Linked DNA regions of Homo sapiens: region 1 is linked to region 2. The links are chromatin loops, found by intact Hi-C in ENCODE. Cell type or tissue: ascending aorta. All regions are shown on one strand. Each heading gives the region's core, and the rest is flanking DNA. Links, peaks and the distances in the headings are about the cores only.

Region 1 (8,000 bases), core at 1-8,000, 370 kb after region 2:
GATGTCAGTTTTACTCCTGGAGGTTTCTGAGGTCTCCTGCCCCTTGTTTCATAGGAAAGATGGCTTTGGCTTTGTTGCCTCGGTAAAGCGTTGGATTAAGTCCTGAGGCCCTGACATTGGTTGCCCCCTTTTATTGACGCCATCTCCCTGATTGTACATTAGATGATCTGCCCATGGCCAGCTGAGCTTCTTGATGTCTGTGAGCACTGATGGGATTGGTCTTGTCACACGGGCTGGACCCAGACCCTAAAGCAGGTCTTAAAAGCGTTTTCCCATTCCCCAGTGAAGGTGGGAACCAACTGATGGACCGTCACCAGCCTGGCACCCCTTGCTCAGCTGTTTGTAATCAGGTGTCTTCTGCCCCCTGCCTCTCCCAGGGCTATTGCTGTGCCAGTGACCTGACCTTTCCTGGCCCAGTCAATTAAAATCATTTTTTCTGAGTCTTAGAATTCTTGTCACCCCACCATGATAGGGACATCTCAGTTACCTTCTTGGGAAGAACCTTCGGCTTCCTAAATGTTTGCTAGAGTTGCTATACGAATACTACAGACAGGGTGTCCTAAACAACAGAAGCTTGTTTTCTCACAGTCTGATATTAAGGTATCACCAACGTGGGTTTCTTCCGAGACCTCTCTGTCTGGCTTGTAGATGGATACTTTCTCCCTGTGTCTTCACGTGGTCTTCCCTTTGTGTATATCTATATTCTAATCTCCTTTTCTTTCAAAGGACACCAGTCTGTTGGAGTAGGGCCCATCCCCAATTGACCTCATTGTTAACTTAATTACTTCTTTAAGAAGGCCCTATCTCTAAACACAGTCACATTCTGAGGTTCTAGGGGTTAGAACTTCAATATATGAATTTGAGAGTTTGGGGGAGATACAATTCAGCCTGTAACACCAAGATTTTACCCCCAAACTAATAAGTTCTATTGTGTTCTTCTCCCACTTGCAGTTACTGCCTGGCAGTAAGTGTCAGGAGGTGCTTTGGAGGTCCATGGGCAATGGCTCGCTCCAAGCCTGGAATAAATGACCTCTGGGGTTGACAGGCACCGAGAGACAACTGGACCCAGGGCTCTTAACCCTGTCCACCAAAGCCACTCTGCCCCATCTCCCAGAAGGGATCCTCAAAGCTGAGCTATCCCAAGGCACACTTGTTTTCTAACTGAGGGTGTTTTCCTAAATGCCAGTGGGGAAGAACACCAGTGCCGATATGCTAGGCTAGACCCAGCCATGCAGAGTACAGAGGAACTGCCCTTGCCTGCACCAGGCAAATCTTTCATGGGTGTTTTGAGCACTTACTATATACCACATACTGTCCTGGGTATTTACTTTCTTTGGAAAAAAAAAAAAGGCCAGGTGCGGTGGCTCACGCCTGTAATCCCAGCACTTTGGGAGTCCAAGGCAGGTGGATCACAAGGTCAGGAGATCGAGACCATCCTGGCTAATGCGGTGAAACCCTGTCTCTACTTAAAAACACACACACACACACACACACACAAAATTAGCTGGGCATGGTGGCATGCGCCTGTAGTCCCAGCTGCTCAGGAAACTGAGGCAGGAGAATCTCTTTGAACCCTGGAGGCGGAGGTTGCAGTGCTGAGATCGCTCCACTCCACTCCAGCCTGGGTGACAGAGCAAGACTCCATCTAAAAAAAAAAAAAAAAAAAAAAAGAAGAAGAAACCTACCATTCACCATTTTATTATTATTTTTTCTTTTGGTTAAGATCTTTCTATGTTGCCCAGGCTGGTCTCCAGCTCCTGGGCTCAAGTGGTCCTCCTGCCTCTGTCTCCCAAAGTGCTGGGATTACAGATGTAAGCCACTGCACCAGCGACACTATTTTGTTCTTTAACATAACAATCATATTAACACCAAAAATGTAAGGCAGACATATTCTTAAGCAGTTCTTTGCATGAAAATAATTTGGCTTTAAAATACTACACTTTTCTGTTTTTCTCATTCTGCTGTGAACCAGAGACTTCGTTACAAAAAGTTATCATTTGAACTTAGCTTTGAAGGTGAATAGGAGAGAGGTTGGTGTGGGCCTAGGGAAAATTCTACAAAAAAGGATAGGTCATGAATGTTCTGGAAAGAACATAAGCTTTGGAGGTAGACACAGATGGTTTGGAATCTTGGCTCCGGCACACATTGTGTATGACCTTGAGAACAAATATGAACTCATGGTATGGGAGCTCCCTGGCTTTCACACTTGGGCAGTGGGGTGTTAATTTGCATTGGTAGTGGTGAGGATGGAAGTACGTAGGCCTTATTAATATTAGAAGACCTCTAGTGGTACCTCCGATCTCTCCCGGAATCTGTAATACATCCTCAGAATGAGAGTAGCTGTTGTCATTTTTATTGAAGTGGGCACAGATACACAAACAATTGTCATTAAAATGCTGCCGGTCCTAAGAAGCTGTCTCCAGTGCATATGGCTTTCTTCATCCTCATTAGGCATTCCAGGCAGTTACAACCAAGCAGCCGCTTACACACCTGTGGATGTGACTCCACACATATGGATGCATTGCCGTAGTCCTTTGGGATGAAATCTGTGCCAGAGATTGGTCTCATTTCACAAGGTTAGGAAGAAATAGACCGTCATCTAATTGTTAATGAGCTGTGATGAATTTGACATCATAACCAGGGAGAGAAATTTACTGCAAACTAAAGCATTCTTTTCTTTTTTCTTTCTCACTCTTTTTCACCCCAAGACACATATCACATTTTCAGAAGGGTTTTTTCTTGTCTGAGATGGGAAGAGACTTTTGAGCATGTTTGTGCACTGAACAGCAGGAGCCAAGAGAGGGGGAAACTAACAGATGGAGCAAGACCTTGGCAGAAGTAGGAGGTGATGGAATTAGGAGGCAAGTGGAGGGATCTCCACTCGTGCTATGTTACTGCCACGTTCACACACCCATTCCCCAAGGGGGAACAGTTGGCCTTCAAGGTACAATAAAATCACATGTGAAACATAGATTTTGGTGCATGGAGTCCCATTATCTGGGTCCTCATCCAGCACAGTAGAGAAATTAATTATGCCACAGTAGCTTCACATCGTACAAGGAAATACAGGGCATGCTAAACCCCTAACAGTGCATATGGCCAATACTCATAAATTTATAACAGCTCTCCTGTCAGTGCACTGATTTATATGCTATAAATTTATCAGATACAAAAGCAAAGTAAATATGCTAAACAATTTATTCAAATTATTTTATGTGTAGTTTTTTGTTTTGTTTAGTTTTTGAGACACTCTCTCACCCAGGCTGGAGTGCAAGGGCACGATCTTGACTTAATGCAACCTCCGCCTTCCGGGTTCAAACCATTCTTCTGCCTGAGCCTACTGAGTAGCTGGGACTTACAGGCATGCGCCACCACACCCGGTTAATTTTTTTAATTTTAGTAGAGACAGGGTTTTGCCATGTTGACCAGGCTGGTTCAAACTCCTGACCTCAAGTGATCCGCCGCCGTCAGCCTCCCAAAGTGCCGGGATTACAGATGTGAGCCACCGCACCCGGCTGTATGCGGATATTTTTAGCTGTAATGCTGTGTGTGTGGACTTCATACCTCACTGGCAGTCTCACTGGCTGCTGGAAACTTGAATATTTAAGAAGAGGCAGCAGAACCCAAAAGTTGAGAGCCTGCATCCTGGCACCTATTTATTTGAATCCCACACACTATTTAGCAGCTTGGGCCTTGGGCAAGTTACTTAGCCTCTCTGTGCCTCAGTTTCTTCATCGGCAGAATGGGAGTGATGATAATAGTGCCTCTGAGGACTGCTATGAGAATTAAGTGCATTAATATTTGTACAGTATTTAGAACTGTGTCAGGCACGTGTTAAGCATTATGACATAGGTATCCATTTAAATAAAGAAGCCAAGGCAATTTTGGCTGTTTTTTCAAGTGATCTGTAGGATCATATGCATATTCTAAGATCTGCTAATTGGAGTCATATTTTAAGTTTAAAGAATTAACATCTTTGGTTCAAAGCCTGAGTAGAATTACTCTCTAGCATCTATTTCTAAGAAGTCCTCAGGGAAAGGGATTCCTTAGGTAAACGGTTATGAGTGCTAATGGGTCCACTGGGGTGGTCAGGACTCTTTGAAATTTTGATGACTCACACAGACATGCAGATCATGAAACTGGCTTTGAAGTTCTGATGGCTAGCCCAGATATGCAAATCCAGAAATAGCTTTGACTGAGAAATGTGAAGCTTAGACTGCTTGTGCTTGACTGAGGTGTGGACTAGATGTTGCAGCAGTGAGAATACAAGTTATTGGCCTGGGAGTAGTTGCTCACTGTACAAGTGGTGGTTCAGCTTGGCCCAAAGTAGCCCAGCTAAAGCCTCTCACCAGCCTTACTTGGCATCTATGCTCTGGCTTGAGGGCAGATGAATGTGGATGTGCTGGAGGCTGGACTGATGCCCCTTTAATGCCTTCTCTACCCATAGTCCTGTGGATTAGACCCTTGCCAAAACAGCCCCAAATGTCTTCAGCAGTCCTCTGCAGCAGCCAATGAGTCTGCTTCTGAGGCCAGGGAATCTCCTGGGTAGAGAGCTTACAGGGTGGCATTTAATAATAGGACTGATTTTGCTGTGCAGCCACAGAGAAATGGGTCTACGATGAGAAACTAATACTGCGTGGCACACGTGAAGGGAACCAGCCAAGCAGCCTGCTGGGCCAGTGGGTGGGAGTGACATCTGGGGTTCTAAGGCCACCAGATTCATTGATGCCTAGCAGTTCTTAAATTAGTGATAAGATTACTAGTCCTAAGGGTAGGGCCAAGGCTGCTTCTAAGTTATGGTATGGCATTTCAATGGAAAACAGCATTTAGTTACTTAATTCTATGCTTTAAATTAGAAAAACTTCAGTTCCAGAAAACTTATCATATGATATGTGCACAATATAAAAATCACTGACACAAGTTTAACTTTCTATTCCCCAGCACCCCTCTCCACAAACATGTGTGCACACGTGCACCCCCACACACAGTCAGACTGAGCGTGGTTGCGTTTTCCATTTTCCCTTTGTTGTTTATACATTCACTTGTCTTATGGCAGGTAGCAGAGTTTTCGAGGTTTAACTTAGAGAAAATTTTTTTCTCCTACTAATTTAGAAAAGTTCAAATTATTCCATTTTAGCAGAACACTGTCCACTGATAATGAGTTCAGAACACTTAGGACAATCCTGAGGGCAGAAGGAAATGCACAGCACGTTTCTGGCACTTCTTTTTTCCTGGAGAATAAAGCCCCTCATTGTTCCTAGATGTGTTAGACATGGCTCCTTCCCCAATCTATGGATAGATATAAGCAGGTCTTATTTGCTTTCACGTGACATAGATGCTTTGTAGTTTATTTTTTTATTTTTTTAGAGTCAAAGTCTTACTCTGTCACCCAGGCTGGAGTGAGTGGTGCAATCATAGCTCACTGCAGCCTAGAATTCCTGTGCTCCAGTGATCCTCCTGCCTCAGCCTCCTGAGTAGCTGAGGTTACAAGTGTGAGTTACTGCACGCAGGTAATTAAAACAAATTTTTTTTTTAGAGTCAGGGTCTCGCTCTGTTGCCAAGGCTGATCTTAAACTCCTGGCCACAAGCAGTCCTCCTACCCCTGCTTCTCGAGTAGCTGAGATTGCAGGCCTGAGCCACTGCACCTGGCTCCTATTTTGTAAATTATTCATAGCAAATGTGTTGGTGCCTGACTGACCCATCCGTTGGGAGGGGTGTTATGCTGGTTTAGCCCATCACATTGGTCTTGGCATCAGATGTTCCTTTGCCAGCTCTCTTGTGGGCCTGCTCCTCCACCCAGGACAATTACCTTGCCTACCTCCCAGCTTCCTCATCTGTAAGGCTGGCACGTTCATACTGCCTACTTCAGAGGGCTTCTGCGAGGATTAAAGAAGATCACTTACAAAGTGATTAGAATAGCGTCAGGCACAAAGTAAATGCTCATTAAATGTTAATGATTACTATGAATAATATCAGCAGTGAGCTGACTCACGTATCTTAATGACTGTCATCTAGGAGCCAAAAATGGTATTTTAAAAAGTTCTGCAAAGTCCAAGTGAACAGGTTTGGAGTTAGTCCTTGTTCTGAATGTTGTGTGCCCTAGGTGTCTCTGTGTGCTCAGAATGTCAAAGAGGGCTAGCATCAGGGCAGTTGTCCATGAGATGAACCCCAGCTTGCTTCTCCTTCCTCCTTGAATGCATCTAACACCGAAAACCCTGTTTCAGGCGATCTGGGTGTCCATAGTGGGGAAGAACTCCAGCTCACCACCACTATCACCCATGTGGACGGACCCACTGAGATCTACAAGTTGACCCGCAAGGAGGCCCAGGAGTAGGAGGCTGCAGCGCCCGGCTGGGACGGTCTCTCCATACCCCAGCCCCTCTAACTAGAGTGGGGAGCATGCCAGAGAGAGCTCAATGTACAAATGAATGCCTCATGGCTCTTAGCTGTGGTTTCTTGGACCAGCGGCATGGACATTTGTCAGTTTGCCTTCTGACGGTAGCTTTTGGAGGAAGATTCCTGCAGCCACTAATGCATTGTGTATGATAACAAAAACTCTGGTATGACACATTTTCTGTGATCATTGTTAATTAGTGACATAGTAACATCTGTAGCAGCTGGTTAGTAAACCTCATGTGGGGGTGGGGTGGGGGTGTATTCCTTGGGGGATGGTTTGGGCCGAATGGGGAGTGGAATATTTGACATTTTTCCTGTTTTAAATTCTAGGATAGATTTTAACATCCTTTGCGGTCCCAGTCCAAGGTAGGCTGGTGTCATAGTCTTCTCACTCCTAATCCATGACCACTGTTTTTTTCCTATTTATATCACCAGGTAGCCCACTGAGTTAATATTTAAGTTGTCAATAGATAAGTGTCCCTGTTTTGTGGCATAATATAACTGAATTTCATGAGAAGATTTATTCCACCAGGGGTATTTCAGCTTTGAAACCAAATCTGTGTATCTAATACTAACCAATCTGTTGGATGTGGGTTTTAAAAAATGTTTGCTAAACTACCCAAGTAAGATTTACTGTATTAAATGGCCTTCGGGTCTGAAAAGCTTTTTTAACTTCTTGCTTAAAATGCGTTTTATTTTGATAAGATACTTCAAATAGCCTCCAAAAGTGTAGATCCAATCATTTAAATAAACCTGTATGTATATGCATATGTGTACATGCATATCCCCTCCTGCTAAAACTCATACACATGCGTGCAGATTATTTTCCAGGTTGAACCTAGAGGTGGGGAGTTGATGGGGGAAATAGGTTTCTGAAAAACTGATATACTTTATCATCAAATCAAAGTGTTTGGGGATAATACCTATTCCTGGAGAAAGAGTGACATTTTCTGTCCTGTGTGGTTAGCCTCCCTAGGCTGGCAAGGGATGCTCATATGCGTGACAACAAAGGTGGGGAGAACATCACGTGCTTTAGAAGCAGAGCCGTCCTCTGCCCTATTCAGACTTTCCCCAATAGCCTTTTTCGTTGTATTTTAACACTTGCACTGGAGATAGCCGAGAGAAGGAACACTGTTTCCTGTTGAAGGTCTGTGATTTACATCTGACCTGGCTATTTCCTCACTTATATCGATAAACTTTAACTGCTTACTGGGGTCACAGTGAAAATTTCAATCAGTTCATATATATGGAAGTGTTTTATGAACAGCAAGCCACATAAATGTGTTTTTCCTGGAGTCTAAAACCAGTTTCATGAGTAACTTGTTTTTCAGACACTGAGGTCTGGAGGTCTGGGGCACAGTCCATGTAATTCACCACTCAGCACCCCTAGCCTGCCTTTTCCTGACTTTGGCTTAAAGCGTGGTAAGCAGTGACAGTAGAAAATGCTTTGACTTTGGCTATTCTCTCTAGGCCTTTTCCTAACCTGGTGGACATTGGGATGGTGTACGATCCTGTGCACTCAATATCCACTTACCAATCAACCACTGCAGTGCCAGGAATCAAAGGGAGCCGTGCCTCCCAGTCCAGCAGGGAACTCCTGTCCC
Region 2 (10,701 bases), core at 1,310-9,309:
GCTGTAAGTATTTGGGCTTATTTCTGCATTCTCTATTCTGCTCCATTGGTCTCTGTGACTATTTATACACCAGTACCATGCTGTTTTGGTGACCATGGCTCTACAGTATAGTTTGAAATCAGGTAATGTGATGCCTTCAGATTTATTCTTTTTGCTTTGGCTATGTGGAATGTTCTTTGGTTCCATATGAATGTTAGGATTCTTTTTTCTAGTTCTGTGAAGAACAATGGTGGTATTTTTATGGGAATTTCATTGAATTTGTAGATTGCTTTTGGCAGTATGGTCATTTTTACAATATTGATTCTACCTATCCATGAGCATGGGATGTGTTTCCATTTGTTTGTGTCATCCATGGTTTCTTTCAGCCATGTTTTGTAGTTTTCCTTGTAGAGATCTTTCTTCTCCTTGGTGAGATATATTTCTAAGTTTTTTGTTGTTATTATTTGTTTTTATTTTGTGCAGCTACTGTAAAAGGGGTTGAGCTCTTCATTTGATTTTCAGCTTGGTCACTGTTGGTGTATAGAATAGCTACTGATCCGTGAACATTAATTTTGTATCCAGAAACTTTGCTGAATTATTTTATCAGTTCTAGGAGCTTTCTGGAAGAGACTTGAGGATTTTCTAGGTAAACAATCATATCATCAGCAAAAAGTGGCAGTTTGACTTCCTCTTTGCTGATTTGGATGTCCTTTATTTCTTTCTCTTGTCTGATTGCTCTGGCTAGGACTTCCAGTACTATGTTGAAGAGAAGTGGTGAGAGTGGGCATCCTTGTCTTGTTCCAGTTCTCAGAGGGAATGCTTTCAACTTTTCCCCATTCAGTATTATGTTGGCTATGGGTTTGTCATAGACGACTTTTATTATATTGAGGTATGTCCCTTGTATGCCAATTTTGCTGACAGTTTAATCGTAAAGCAATGCTGGATTTTGTCAAATGCTTTTTCTGCATCCATTGAGATGATCATGTGATTTTTGTTTTTAATTCTGTTTATGTGGTATATCACATTTATTGACTCGTGTATGTTAAAACATCCCTGTATCCCTGGCATGAAACCCACTTGATCATGGAAAATCATCTTTTGATATGCCATTGGATTTGGTTAGCTAGCATTTTGTTAAGGATTTTTGCATCTATGTTCGTCAGGGATACTGGTCTGTAGTTTTCTTTTTGGTTATGTCATTTCCTGGTTTTGGTATTAGGGTGATACTGGCTTCATAGAATTTGGGATGATTCCCTCTTCCTCTATCTTGTGGAATACTGTCAATGGGATTGGTACCAATTCTTCTTTGAATGTCTGGTAGAATTCTGCTGTGAATCCATCTGGTCCTGGAGTTTTTTTGTTGGTAATTTTTTAATTACCATTTCAATCTCACTGCTTATTACTGGTCTGTTCAGGGTATCTAATTCTTCCTGATTTAAGCTAGGAGGATTGTATCATTCCAGGAATTTATCCATCTCCTCTATTTGAGCTTATTTGAATTTTCTCTCTTCTTTTCTTGGTTAATCTTGCTAATGGTCTATCAACTGTATTTATCTTTTCAAAGAATTAGCTTTTATTTCATTTATCTTCTTTTTTTGTTTCAATTTCATTTAGTTCTGATCTGATCTTGCTTATTTCCTTTCTCTGCTGGGTTTGGGTTTGGTTTGTTCTTATTTCCTTAGTTCCTTGAGGTGTGACCTTAGATTGTCTGTTTGTGCTCTTTCAGACTTTTTAATGTAGGTGTTTAGGAAGATAAATTTTCCTCTTAGCACTGCCTTTTCTGTATCTCAGAGGTTTTGACAGGTTGTGTCACTATTATTGTTCAGTTCAAAGAAATTTTTAATTTTCATCTTGATTTCATTGTTGACCCAATAAAGGATGCAGGAGCAGTTTATTTAATTTCCATGTATTTACATGGTTTTGAAGGTTCCTTTTGGAGTTGATTTCCAGTTTTATTCCACTGTGGTCTGAGAGAGTGCTTTATATAATTTTAATTTTCTTAAATTTATTGAGGCTTATTTTGTAGCCTATCATATGGTCTATCTTGGAGAAAGTTCCATACGCTGATGAATAGAATGTATATTCTGCGGTTGTTGGGTAGAATGCCTTTTGTTAAGTCCATTTGTCCCAGGGTATAGTTTAAATCCATTGTTTCTTTGTTGACTTTCTGTCTTGATAACCTGTCTAGTGCTGTCAGAGGAGTATTGAAGTCCCCCACTATTATTGTGTTGCTTTCTATCTCATTTCTTAGGTCTAGCAGTAATTGTTTTATAAATTTGGGGGCTTCAGTGTTAGGTGCATATATACTTAGGATTCTGATATTTTCTTGTTGGACAAGGCCTTTTATCATTATATAATGTCCCTCTTCATCTTTTTTAACTGCTGTTGCTTTAAAGTTTATTTTGACTGATATAAGAATAGCTACTCCTGCTCATGTTTTGTGTCCATTTGCATGGAATGACTTTTTCCACCCCTTTACCTTAAGTTTATGTGAGTCCTTATGTGTTAGGTTAGTCTCTTGAAGGCAGCAAGTAGTTCGTTGGTGAATTCTTATCCATTCTGCAATTCCGTATTTTTTCAGTGGAGCATTTAGGCCATTTACATTCGACATTAGTATTGAGATGTGAGGTTCCATTCCATTTATCATGCTATTCGTTGCCTGTATACCTTAGTTTTCTGGGTTTTTTTTCAATTGTATTTTTGTTTTATAGGTCCTGTGAGATTTATGCTTTAAACAGGTTCTGTTTTGATGTGTTTCCAGGATTTGTTTCAAGGTTTAGAGGTCTTTTTAGCAGTTCTTATAGTGCTGGCTTGGTAGTGACAAATTCTCTCAGCATTTGATTGTCTGAAAAAGACTATATCTTTCCTTCATTTATGAAGCTTAGTTTCACTGGATACAAAATTCTTGGCTAATTGTTTTGTTTGAGGAGGCTGAATATAGGACCCCAATCGTTTGAGGAGGCCGAATATAGGGCCCCAATCCCTTCTAGCTTACAGGGTTTCTGCTGAGAAATCTGCTGTTAATCCAATAGGTTTTTCTTTACAGGTTACCTGGTCTTTTGTCTCACAGCTCTTAAGATTCTTTCTTTCATCTTAACTTTAGATAATCTGACGATAATGTGACTAGGTGATGATCTTTTTGTGATGAATTTCCCAGGTGTTCTGTGAGTTTCCTGTATTTGGATGTCTAGGTCTCTAGCAAGGCCAGGGAAGTTTCCCTCGATTATCCCCCCAAATATGTTTTCCAAACTTTTAGATTTCTCTTCTTCCTCAAAAATGCCAATTATACTTAGATTTGGTTATTTAACATAATCCCAGACTTCTTGGAGGCTTTGTTCATACTTTCTTATTCTTTTTTTTTTTTTTTGTCTTAGTCGGATTGGGTTAATTCAAAAACCTTGTCTTTGAGCTCTGAAGTTCTTTCATCTGCTTGTTCAATTCTATTGCTGAGACTTTCCAGAGCATTTTGCATTTCTATAAGTGCGTCCATGGTTTCCTGAAGTTTTTATTGTTTTTTAATTATGCTATCTATCTCATTGGAAATTTCTCCCCTCATTTCTTGTATCATTTTTTGGATTTCCTTAAATTGTGCTTTGCCTTTCTCTGGATCGCCCTGATTAACTTAATAATGAAACTTCTGAACTCTTTTTTAGGTTAATCAGGGATTTCTTCTTGTTTTGGATCCATTGCTGGTGAGCTAGTGTGATTTTTGGGGGGTGTTAAAGAACTTTGTCATATTACCAGAGTTGGTTTTCTGATTCCTTCTCATTTGGGTAGGCTCTGTCATAGGAAAGGCCTAGGGCTCAAGGCTGTGGTTCAGATTCTTTTGTCCCATGGAGTGTTCCCTTGATGTAGTGGTTTCCCCCTTTTCCTAGGGATGTGGCTTCCTGAGAGCCAAGATGTAGTGATTGTTATCTCCTCTGGATCTAGCCACCCAGCAAGTCTACCAGGCTCTGGGCTGGTACTGGGGGTTGTCTGCACAGAGTCGTGTGATGTGAACTGTCTGTGGGTCTCTCAGTCATGGATACCAGCCAGCACAGTATTTGGGGTGTCTTCCGGGTCCTGCAGGAGCAATCCACTTCCTTCAGATGGTCTATCAATTCTCTCAGCTTTCCTGATTTATTCCTGCAGTCATTCTGGAGCAAAAGTTCACAGTGCAAGCCTCCACATTCTGCTCTTTCCATCCAAGTGGGAGCTGCAATCTAGTCCTGCCTCCCATCCACCATTATCTCTCCAGCTACCTGAATTAAGTTCTGTGTGGCTTGGGACGCCTCACGATCATGGCAGAAGGTGAAAGGCACATCTCACATGGTGGCAGACAAAAGAAGAGAGCTCATTTTCTTTTGTGATACTCATTGTATCACAATGAGTAGATTAGGTTAGGTTCAGCTAGAAGAGTAAATTAACAGAGGCTCATATTTCTTTCATATATAAGTCCACAGCTAGGCAGTTCATGGGCATTACAGCATCTCAGCTGCACAGTCTTCAGAGATACAGCCTCCTCCAACCCTACACATTTACCCTGTACTCTCCCTCCCATGACAAACACACACACACACACATACATACACATATATACATACACCCCAATCAGGATTTGGGGAATCCCAGGAATCAGCATTTTAACAGGTATTGCAGGAAATTCTAAAACATGTAGTTTTTAACCCACTCTGAGAAATTCTAATGTAGGAGAATTAGGAAAAGGATGATAAAGTGACTCTCGCAGAATTGGTAATGAGAGGAAATAAAATGACTTCCAAGATTTAAACTATGCAATCAATGAATAATTGTTAAGAGCAAAGGTATGTAAAGTTACCTTAAAGAAACTCAGACCACTCACATTTAACAAAAACCTAACTTTTAAATATTTTATCATCTAAAGACACTATAAATGTGAAAGTGGATGGTGCAGAGTGAATCCACAGCCACAGTGGATTATTAAGGTACTATTAAGCTGTGGCTACCTATATCAAAGGCTGTATGTGAGATGATTTTCAACTTGGGGAGCTGGGCAAAAATAAATTTTGGCTTCCACAGTCTCATCTCCATTTCCTTCTGAAAGGAAAAAGAAAAGAAAAACGAAAATCCTGGGACAATGTATCATAAAGCCAGGTAAGAAACAGTTAACATTATTTTGTAACATCAATCATTTTACTTTTCCTTAACATAAGTGGAAAATTGAGTAGATTGTTCCTGTTTACCAAGTATGTTTTTGAAAATTCCTACCCACTGGTCCTGGTAGAAAATAGATGTGCTTCTGCCCAAATTAAGGAAAACTCCACAGACCTACACTACCACTCCCTGAACATTTTTCTTTATCTCTTCTTTTTACTGCATCCTATCCTCTTAAACTGCTATTTAATTTCCAAGTGAATTCTTCCACAGCTTCAAATCACTCAAGCAATCTCCCACTTTACTAAGGGATTCTTAGCATCAGATAGTTTCAGACTGGTGACAGGGTATTTATTAAAAGCATGAAGTCTGTGCTTTGCCAAGGAGACCTAAGACTGAGTAAGTCTCTTCAACTCTCGGAATGTAGTTTTTGTCATTTGAAAATTGACTTCTGTTGAAGATTTATTTTCTAAGATCCTAGTGAAATTTTAAGTGTATAATCACGATCCAAACATAACCAACATTCTTATACAGTGGTAGAGTTTAAGGGAAGCAATTTGACAAGTTGTACACAACCTTTCCCAAGCCCCACATTGTATGTACTTAAGAAAGACTACCTATAATCCATTTTATTACCCAACTGGGGGGTTCTGAATGATCCATTTTACTGCACAATTAGGGGGTTCTGAACCTAGATTTTAGCACTTCAGAGAATCATGGCACCTGCTGAGAGAGAGGATAGGCAGCAGAGAGAGAAACTGCGACACATATCCATCAGGTTGCTTTGCCTTCTAAGCTAACTGCTGAAGATCCTGTAGGGCCAGGCAGAAAAACCGTATTTTCTTGTCTTTTCAAATTTCAAATTCCCTTAAACCAAAGGCTGGACTCCAAATAATTTCGTTTGGAACTAAAGAGCTCATCCCCTCTGAGCACGAAAACAGGACTCTGTGACTCCGCCTCGCCGTAGACCGCAGGAGGGAGAAACAGCGCCAGGGAAACCCGAGCCTGTCCCATCGAGGCGGTCCCAGGCCAGCCCAGCCCACCCCAGCCCGCGCCAGCTACTGGAGCCCCAGGACGCAGCCGAGCGGCCCTCGCCGACTCCTTCCCGAGCCTGGCTGTGGCGTCACGTGACCCGCGGCGCGGCCAATCCGCGCAGCCCTCTATGCTATTCAAATCGGCGGCGGGGCCAACGGTTGTGCCGAGACTCGCCACTGCCGCGGCCGCTGGGCCTGAGTGTCGCCTTCGCCGCCATGGACGCCACCGGGCGCTGACAGACCTATGGAGAGTCAGGGTGTGCCTCCCGGGCCTTATCGGGCCACCAAGCTGGTAAGACAGCTCGGATAGACGGGACCGGTCAGCGGGCTGACGGCAGTCACCACTGTTCGCAGTTTTACCTCGACCGTTCGCAGTTTTACCTCGGTCGGAGGGATGAGTCCCAGGATCCCTAGGTTCAGTGAAAAGGCTGGCGAGGAGAAGTAGCGGGTATGCAACCCTTGCCAGACTCACCGCTCCCTCTATTTTGAGGGTCTGGGCCTCAGGTCCGAAAGGAAGCGCCGCGCGTAGGCCGCACCAGACTCGCTATGAGGAGCGACTCCTGTGCCTGGTGTGGCCGGCGTCCCGTGGGGGCGTCTTAGAATATTCCGATTTGGCCGCTCACCTCGCCTGATTTTCTACCCGCCTCAGAATTAGGGAACAATTGGGAATGAGGTCCAAAGCTTTGTAGGGTTAGGTGGGGGGCAAGCCCGAATGTGGCAATTTTGTTTATTGAACCCATAGAATTTAACGCAGGATGTATCGGCCGAATAGCACTAGGATAACAGCTGCCTGTTTCAAAACGGTATTTCTGAGTACCCATCAGTAACCACTGCTGGTGGTCCCTGAATTGCACGTACAGCACTCCTAACGCGTTTTGTGCAGTTGGGTCTTCGGTTCTATAGGATACTGTGGTGCTGGTTATGTGACGTTAGGTGAGTCCCCTACCTTCTGTGAGCCTGTTTCCACATTGGTAAAGGTTACTAATACATGCTTGCCTTAAGGGGTTTCCCAGGAGGATGCTGTTTTTTAAAGTGTGTTGTGATCTGCAGAATAACAAGCATTTTCCTCTTAGGAATGCCCTTCAGACGAGCATGTATTATTAGCCCTACTTTATCAGGTGCACACTGAGGCTCACAGACGTTAAATGCCCTCTAGAGTCACATCAACAGCAAGTGGCAGAGCTAGAATTCAGATCTTCCTGGTATGGCGATCTTACATGGATTCTGCTACTTAGTAAGTTATTGGCTATATTTACCAATATGAAGGATAGAATTTAGGACAGGAAGGAACCTCAATCAGTAGTCCTGCCACATTATTTAAAACCCATTAGATGAAAGTAGTATAAGCACGCTGAAAAAGAAAACATGCACTGAATGCTTACTAGTACTTCACATATATTACATCATTTTATCATTCCAATAAGCCCATTCGTTAGGTCCTTTTGTCCCTGTTTTGTGGTTAAGGAGATTGAGGCATAGAGATTGAAGATAGGCCCAAAAAGTCATAAACAATAGTGGCAGAGCTAGAGCTGGGAAACCAGCCCTACTAGTCTAACTCCAGAGCCTGTTCTTAAAGCCACTACCCTGTACTGCATCTCAGGAAAGCCGTTCTGTAATCTCCCTTAGTACAGAGTCCCTTTCTGTCATTTTTATTACTGTGTCCTCAGGCCAGTACAGAGTGAGCAGCTCAATATCAGTTTCTAGAGTCAATCACACCTGGGTTTGAATGCCTAGGTTCATCACTTAGCTGTGTGACCTTGGTCATTTTATTAATCTCTCTGCTTTATTTTCCTTATGTGAAAAATGAGAAATTAATAGTACCTATTCATAGAATTGGGGTAATTAAAGTGAAATAATGAATGTGAAGCACAGTGCTACCAACATTAATATTAATTGAGGTAAAAAACAGGGATGAATGTTTTCTCTATTGATTGTAGTTCTTCCTTATTTCCAGATTTCTTAAATAAGCTCAGGATCTTAAATAAGGATCTTAGATCAGCCAATGAAGTTCTTCTAATAAAAAAGCTATTACATAAAAATATTACTACAGCACTAGAATTAATAAAAAGAAAGCAGTGTAAGATATAATTTTTTTTTTTTTGAGACTGAGTTTTGCTCTTGTTGCCAAGGCTAGAGTGCAATGGTGCAATCTCAGCTCACCGCAACCTCCGCCTCCCAGGTTCAAGTGATTCTCCTGACTCAGCCTCCTGAGTAGCTGGGATTATAGGCATGCACCACTATGCCCAGCTAATTTTGTATTTTTAGTAGAGACGGAGTTTCTCCATATTGGTCAGGCTGGTCTCGAACTCCCGACCTCCGGTGATCCACCCGCATCGGCCTCCCAAAGTGCTGGGATTACAGGCATGAGCCACCGTGCCCGGCCAGATATAAAATTTTATATGGCACAAATAAGATGAATGATTCTTCAAGAATTTTTATGATATAATCAGATGTGAATTAAAGAATTTTCTTTACCTAATGTACTTCAAATCAATATGAGATTTAATTTTTCTTCAATTTTTTAAAAATATTTTCCTTCTTTTTACAGTGGAATGAAGTTACCACATCTTTTCGAGCAGGAATGCCTCTAAGAAAACACAGACAACACTTTAAAAAATATGGCAATTGTTTCACAGCAGGAGAAGCAGTGGATTGGCTTTATGACCTATTAAGAAATAATAGCAATTTTGGTCCTGAAGTTACAAGGCAACAGACTATCCAACTGTTGAGGAAATTTCTTAAGAATCATGTAATTGAAGATATCAAAGGGAGGTGGGGATCAGAAAATGTTGATGATAACAACCAGCTCTTCAGGTAATGAACAGATATGTAACTGTAAAACTGAATTACTGTAAAGTTTTATCTCTACTTATATTATACTTTTACTATAACAGCAGCTTCTTCAAAGAAGTTTTATTTCTTTGGAAAACTATTAATGCTGTTAGTTCAACTAAAATCATTTAGAAAAATTGTAATGTGAAAGTTAATTGCTACAAAATTTAAAGTTTTTAAGTGTTAGCATATATAATAAAGTAGGGAATTGGAAGGGAAATACTGATGTATTATCACTTCCGCATATTCTGAACACTTTATAACATTTTAAGGACATATTACTGACCTTTAGTTGCATAGTTTCTAGATTATAAGTTCACAGATCCTTCCCTTCAAACATATAATTTAATTTAAGAATACATGTAATAGGATAATAGCAAATCTTACATAATAAATAACAGACAAATAACAGGACCAGGTAAAGTGGCTCATGCCTGTAATCCCAGCACTTTGGGAGGCTGAGGTGGGCGGATCAACTTGAAGCTAGGAGTTTGAGACCAGCCTGGCTAACATGGTGAAACCCCGTCTCTACTAAAAATACAAAAAATGAGTTGGGTGTAGTAGCACACACCTGAGACTGAGGCACGAGAACTGCTTGAGCCTGGGAGGTGGAGGTTGCAGTGAGCTGAGATTGCACCACTGCACTCCAGCTTGGGCGACAGAGCAAGACTATCTCAAAAAATAACAATGATAACAGAAGAAATATACCACAGGTTAAAGAGAATATTTATTAAGCAGTTAAGATATAACAGAAACTCTGTTTGATGATTTACATATGTGTTCTTACTTAATTGCTATAGTAGCCAAGCAGGGTAGGTATTAACCCCTTTTAACAGATGGGGAAACTGAGACCATGCTTCAACAAATCTTGTTCTGTCTGCCTGAAATGTTTTTCCACCGTGAGACACTGTACACATTTGTCAGGCTAGTAAACTTATACATTTCTTTTAATCTCAGCTCCTTTATAGCCTCTTCTGTGGAGCTTTTCTGATTCCCACAGGTCAGCATAATTGCTTTTTCTCTTATGACCTACGGTTCTTTGTTATGTATCCATTAAACTAGGCCTGTGGAATCTAATGCCCATGCTTTTTTTTTCCTACAACATTAGGTACTTTTCAAATGAAATGTCTAAGAATTTATTGTTTCCTATGTACCAAAAATGATTTATGTCATACAAGTAAACTACAATAACAATCATATGAATAATCCATTTTGTATAGCACTCTACAAATCTTCCCTCTCTTAACTACTCCCCAGTTATCTTTGTGGGCTCCTTTACTGCTGCTCATCCTTTAACTCTCCCATCTTCAAGTTCCTGCCCTTGTCCTTACTTCACCTTCTCCCTAGGCAATCTCATGCCATGTCTTCGCCTACTTTTCTTAAGACTTTCAGGCCTCTCCTGAAATATCTTTCCTGAGCTTTCGGCCCATGTTTTTTCATCTGCCTCCTGGAAAGGCACTTCAAATAAACCATATAGAAAAATGACTATCACCCTCTAACCTAAGTTTTGTCTTCTTAGGTTTCCTATCTGAATAAATTGCATTGCCTTCCCTATAGTTGCCTTGATTCTTTCCCTTTCTTGTCCTTTAAATATGATTTAGTCTATTGTGCTCCCTAAGTAGTTCTCTGATCTGTACACATCTCTCTCCAAGATGAATCTTCTTTTTGTTAGGCTATAATTCTTACCTGGATTTCTCTTTATTTGTTTTGCTTTTGTTTTACCTGGATTTCTGCATAAATCCTC

Evidence for each region. A loop is a pair of places that touch in the nucleus more often than their neighbours do. Peaks named below come from ENCODE experiments on the same cell type or tissue, not always from the same donor. Only the 100,000 strongest peaks of a DNase experiment are listed, where the experiment ranks them.
Region 1: a loop joins it to region 2, with 4 times the contacts of the local background. A loop is called at or near these places in 3 of 110 quality-filtered maps.

Annotation. Positions count from the first base shown.
Region 1 is chr1:68,124,560-68,132,559 of GRCh38, reverse strand. It overlaps WLS (Wnt ligand secretion mediator), which reads left to right. Exons shown (of 12, transcript NM_024911.7): 12 at 6,225-7,200. The coding sequence ends at 6,334. All of the region lies in intron 8 of GNG12-AS1 (GNG12, DIRAS3 and WLS antisense RNA 1), which reads right to left. Among named protein-coding and RNA genes, the nearest start is that of MIR1262, 55 kb to the left of the region's middle. In ascending aorta, for the core only: no CTCF peak of the experiment used is centred there; a DNase peak (open chromatin) is centred at 3,488; H3K27ac peaks cover 1,745 bases.
Region 2 is chr1:68,492,668-68,503,368 of GRCh38, reverse strand. DEPDC1 (DEP domain containing 1) reads left to right here and starts at 6,287. Exons shown (of 12, transcript NM_001114120.3): 1 at 6,287-6,417; 2 at 8,674-8,939. The coding sequence starts at 6,370. It overlaps DEPDC1-AS1 (DEPDC1 antisense RNA 1), which reads right to left and starts at 6,693. Exons shown (of 3, transcript NR_110671.1): 1 at 6,598-6,693. RefSeq lists enhancers at 6,387-6,446, 6,557-6,606. In ascending aorta, for the core only: a CTCF peak has its summit at 6,046; a DNase peak (open chromatin) is centred at 6,178; H3K4me3 peaks cover 1,968 bases; H3K27ac peaks cover 728 bases.